Regions from separate parts of the Mus musculus genome. Here region 1 is linked to region 2. Evidence: chromatin loops called from intact Hi-C (ENCODE). Cell type or tissue: left cerebral cortex. All regions are shown on one strand.

Region 1 (2,500 bases), 1.8 Mb before region 2:
CAGGACAGAGGAGGGCAGAGCTGACTTGGGCATTCACTTTCAGTTTGTGGTGATATTTCCCCCGGGGTGGGGGTGGGGGGATGTTGCACAACATCTGGAGACATTTTAGATGGTCCTAGCTGGGCATGGAATGAAATATTGCTGCTGTCTTTAATGTGTAGAAGCCAGGGATTCTGTTAATATACGGGACAATCCCGGCAGCAAAGAATGATCCAGGCCTGAGGCCCTTGGTCCTGCAAAGGCTGGATGCCCCAGTGTAGGGGAATGCCAGGGTGGGGAGGTGGGAATGGGTTGGGCAGGGAGCACCCTCACAGAAGCAGGGGGAGGAGTGGGTGGGATGGGGATTTCCAGAGGGGAAGCCTGGAAGGGGGATAACAGTTGAAATGTAAATAAATAAAATATCCAAGGAGGAAAAAAAAAGAATTATCCAGGCCCAACAGCAGTGGTGCTGATATTGAGAAACTACCATTTCCCAACCAAAGAACCAGAGTAAAGGCGGTGATGTTGGGAGAACAATCAAGAAGGGTACATGAAGGAATCAGTGAGTAAAGGTGCCTGCCTGTCACCAAGTCTGGTGACCTGAGTGTGAGTCCCAGGACTCACGGGAGAAGGAGAGAACAGATTCCCACATGTTTTCTTCTGCTCTCTACATATATGCTGAAGAACTCACACGCCTCTGCCATACACAAAATAGACAAGTGAGGTTTGTGTGTGTGTATGTGTGTGTGTGTGTGTGTGTGTGTGTGTGTGGTGTGAAAGCCCTTTTGGCTAGAGAGAAAGCTCCTATAAGGGTGACTAGTGTAGTTGTAGTGACCTTTCCCCCAGCACTGGGGATTTGCATAAACCATTAAAGGTTGTTTTGTATTGGCATCTAATACCTGAGACCCAGGAGTACAGCTAAATGATGATAACCCAGCCCTCATAACCAAAAACAAAACGAAACAAAACCTGTCAGGGCCCCTTAGCAGGTACAAGATTTGAGAAATCCCGAGAGAGCTTGTGAGAGTGGCGGTAGGCATGGTAATCTGCAGGAGTCTTGGTCTAGACTGGTGAAAGGGTGTGGAGAAGTGCGTAGGAGAGGAACACGCAGGAGACCCAGTCATCTGCAGGCTTGCCAGCCCCTCCACTAACACCTCCATCAACAAGAGTAAGCAAAATAGGCAGTGGGCGCTCGCAGTCCCTAACGGTAAGTGTTCCGTGAACATCTGTTGAAGGAATACTATGGCATCAAAACTTCATTTTGTTCACTGACTGTGCTGGCTGTTTCTATGTCAACTTGACACAAGATAGAGTCCTCAGAGAGGAGGGAGCCTCCATTGGAAAACAAATGTCTCTAAAGCTGGTATTATTAAAGCATTTTCTTAATTAGAGATCAATTAGTGTGGGAGGGTCCAGACCATTGTGGGTAGTGCTATCCCTGGGCTGGTGGTCCTGGGTTCTATAAGAAAGCAGGCTGAGCAAGCCAGTAAGCAGCACCCCTCCATGGCCTCTGCATCAGCTCCTGCCTCCAGGTTCCTGCCCTGTGTGAGTTCCTCTCCTGACTTCCTTTGATGATGAGATGTTAAGTTGCTTTGGGTCATGGTGTTCCTGTCACAGCAATAGAAGCCCTCACTGAGATGCAGATTGTGACAAAGCCTAGTGATGACAGGTGGGCTAAATGAGGTGTCAGATGTCTACAAGGCGGCACCTTGCAAAATGCTCAGTAGAAAGCATCCAATAACTACTAATTTAGTGCCATATGTCCCCTCTGGGGAGTGCTTCTAGTTGTGACGCTCATGCTGGCAGAAGTGGGAGACGCCCTCTCAGCTGATGCCTGTCAAGTGTTCCCTTGGAGACAGCAGAAAAGCTCACAAGGACTACCTGGCTGTGCTATACTATGTCACTGGGATAGCAGAGGGGCGAGTCCTTTATTACTATGGCTTACACTTCTATAAACTAGTATGTAGATGTCTTCTCTAGTTCCTTCTAGAAAGCAGCAAGCCAGTGTTCATAGTGGATGATGTGTATTATTCACAGTATGCCATTTTAAATTTCTCCAGTCTCGGGACAGTTTGTTCCAATCTTGTGATGCAGATGGCAGGATCTTTAGGAGGTGATTAGTCAGCCTGTGGTTGATTCATCCACGCAGCACATTAAGCAAGAAGAAGAATCTCAGAGGCATCCTACAGACCAAGTGCCATCCAGATAAAGGACACGGCATTCTGTGATCAGGCAGAAAGCTGCGTGGCCCGCTTTTACCTTGATTTCTAAGTTTGTTTCTTCTTTTAGGATTCTAGTTAATACTTTCTCCTTGAGTAGTATTACCTCAATACTACTGCCTGCTTACCCTTTATTGATAGACGTACTTATTTTATGTGTATGCGTGTTTTGCCTTCAAGTATGTAAGTCATCACGTGTGTATCTAGTGCCCTTGGAGGTCAGAAGACATCAGAGTCCCTGGGACTGGAGTTACAGATGGTTGTGAGCCCACATGTAGGTGCTGGGAATTGAACCCAGGTCC
Region 2 (2,500 bases):
CCATATCATCTGCTAGAGTCATCATTGGCCAATTTTGGGGTGGGGGTAATTCATATGCATACTCATTATAATATACATACTAAAGAGCATGAATTTTTATAGAACCTTTGATTAATCCTTATCACGGTTTTCAGTTTTCTTGAGACCAAGTCTGTACACTCATGATACAAAGTTTAGTGAGAAGTTTATCCTAAGTGGCAACCTGTTTTCCTTATGAGGTCTGGTGTTATTTCTGTTTATATTCTTACCTTTCACAAATCACTGAACACTTAGGTGGGAAATTTGGTAATATATTTTCTTCTCTCTTACCAGTTCCACTCTCCCACTTTAAGTGTGATTCTTGCAGTCTCAGGTAAAGCAATCCTTTTATTTTCTCTCACTTTGTAATGCTTTGCTTCCTTAAGTTTTAATATGCAGTCTTTAGGCTTCAGTAAAATACAGACTTCAGTAGGACTACGTTAGTGCCTAATCGTTGCCTAAGAAGTTATTTTATACAACCTTTTAGCTGAATTTTTAATGCATAAATCTTCTTTGTAAAGCCACAGCAGAGTAAGCAAGCATTTACATGGCCCAATTACCCAAGCAAATGTTGAAACCAAATGTCTCTGTGTCCACACAACTGGGATGGAAAATCTGCAAGCTGTTGGTAAATGTTTGTTATAGACACAAACAGAATCGCTTGGGTTTGATTTTCTGGCTGAACTCTCCACCCTTGGGAGCACAAACTATGCGTGGTGTGATTCTCTCCCATTTGTGAGGGAGACTTGGGACACGATGTTCCACAGATAACCAAGAGTTTAACAGGGTATTCTAAAGAAGGGGTATTCTTCTACACAATGATGTTGTATGGTAGTTCTAAAATTATTACCTTAAATTAATTATAAAATCTGATAGGGAGGTGTTTTTTGGTGTCATATTGGAGTTATAATTTGCAGGTTGAAGCATTCATGGTCATGGCTTAAGAGAGAAACTCTTTTTGCTGATATCAGGCTTGTATAATGCTTTACATTCCTGTAATAACTGGATTATGGTTGGTTTTATATTTTATGTTTTTAAAGGAGGGTTCTGGATTTTCTTTTCTATGTATTATTATTAAGTATACATCGTATAGCTTTCTGCCTGTATATATGCCTGCAGGCCAGAAGAGGGCACTAGATCGCATTATAAAATGATGCTATGCATGGCCCAATCTGTGGTGTTTGCTGTATAAGAGAAAAGCTTGAATACAGAAACAACATGTTGTCGTAGGGTTAACTAGAAAGTGAAGTTAAGCACTTGAAGTTCCAGGCTAATATAGAATCTGGACCAGATAGAGATGAATCTGGTTTTGAATACTGGAAGGTAGAGGGAGCTTGCATTACCAGAGCAAGCATGGGTGGGAGGAAGACCAATGATGTGGTGGTTGGAATGAGATGGGTTGCCATAGGTTCATTTGGTTGAATGCTCCGTTCCCAGTTTGATGGAACTGTTTGGGAAGGATGAAGAGGTGTGGCCTTGCTGAGGGATTCATGTCATTGGATGCAGCCGTTGAAGGTCAAAAGCACTTATGCCTTTCCTGGTCTCCCTCTCTCTGCCTCATGGTTATAGATCAAGATGTGAGCTTTCAGCTATTTATCTTAGGAATTCTGACCTTCTTGAATTAAACACTTTCTTTTTACGAGTTGTTTTTTATAGTGGTGTTTTATCACAGCCATAGAAATGCGGCTAAGGCAGAAGTTGGTGCTCAGAATGAGGCATTGTTGTGACTAGCCTGGTCATGCTGTTTTGGAGGGATGGGGAAGACTTTGAGACTTTGGACTAGGAGACAGTTAAATGCTATAACTGAAGCTTAATGGATTATCCGAGTAGGACATTGGAAGACAATGGTGCTGAGAGTAATGGTCGCTATAGCAATCCAGATCAAGAGATTTCAACAGGGAGCAATGTTAGCAACTGGGCTAGAGACCATTCTTGGGATATTTTGGCAAAGAATAGTGCTGTTTTCTGCCTATGACCTAATAATCTGCTAATTGAAAAGTTTTGGGTTAATTTCCTTGGTGGAGATTTCAAAACAACCTAATATTGACTCTGTTGCATGGCTATTATTAAACACTCTGTGAAGATCTACAAAGCAATAGAGCAAGTAGAGAAAAGGAATACAAAATATACAGACTGAAGTAAAAAGGGCATCAGGAAATTTAATGTTGGAGCCAAGATTTGCACTGAAAGAGATGGGAAGAAGGCATATTCTGAGGTAGAATACAGGGAGGGATGTTCTCTGGGAAAGACCCCACCCAACCCAGCTTTTGTCACTTCTGTAAATGCAATTCAGTGGGGACAGGTTCTGTATCAGGTAGGCAGGTAAAACTTGAAAGTGTTTCCCACATGGTTCCAGCTTTAGAATTATAAAGGATACCTTAGTGAGAGGATTGTGAAATCTCCCTCTACAGCTAAGAAAAGCCACCGAGGACGGGCTTATAGCAGGGGAGTCTCTGCATGGAGGCCCTGAGAGGCTATTGTG

What was found. Hi-C counts contacts between places; a loop is a spot of excess contacts. Peaks named below come from ENCODE experiments on the same cell type or tissue, not always from the same donor. Only the 100,000 strongest peaks of a DNase experiment are listed, where the experiment ranks them.
Region 1: a loop joins it to region 2, with 30 times the contacts of the local background. A loop is called at or near these places in 6 of 42 quality-filtered maps.

What each region holds. Positions count from the first base shown.
Region 1 is chr10:88,390,574-88,393,073 of GRCm38, forward strand. The region is part of intron 1 of Gnptab (N-acetylglucosamine-1-phosphate transferase, alpha and beta subunits); the gene reads left to right. Among named protein-coding and RNA genes, the nearest start is that of Gnptab, 13 kb to the left of the region's middle. In left cerebral cortex, no CTCF peak of the experiment used is centred here; DNase peaks (open chromatin) are centred at 1,128, 1,820 and 2,026; H3K27ac peaks cover 278 bases.
Region 2 is chr10:90,234,329-90,236,828 of GRCm38, forward strand. All of the region lies in intron 9 of Anks1b (ankyrin repeat and sterile alpha motif domain containing 1B), which reads left to right. Among named protein-coding and RNA genes, the nearest start is that of Anks1b, 360 kb to the left of the region's middle. In left cerebral cortex, a CTCF peak has its summit at 1,152 (motif pointing right); no DNase peak of the experiment used is centred here.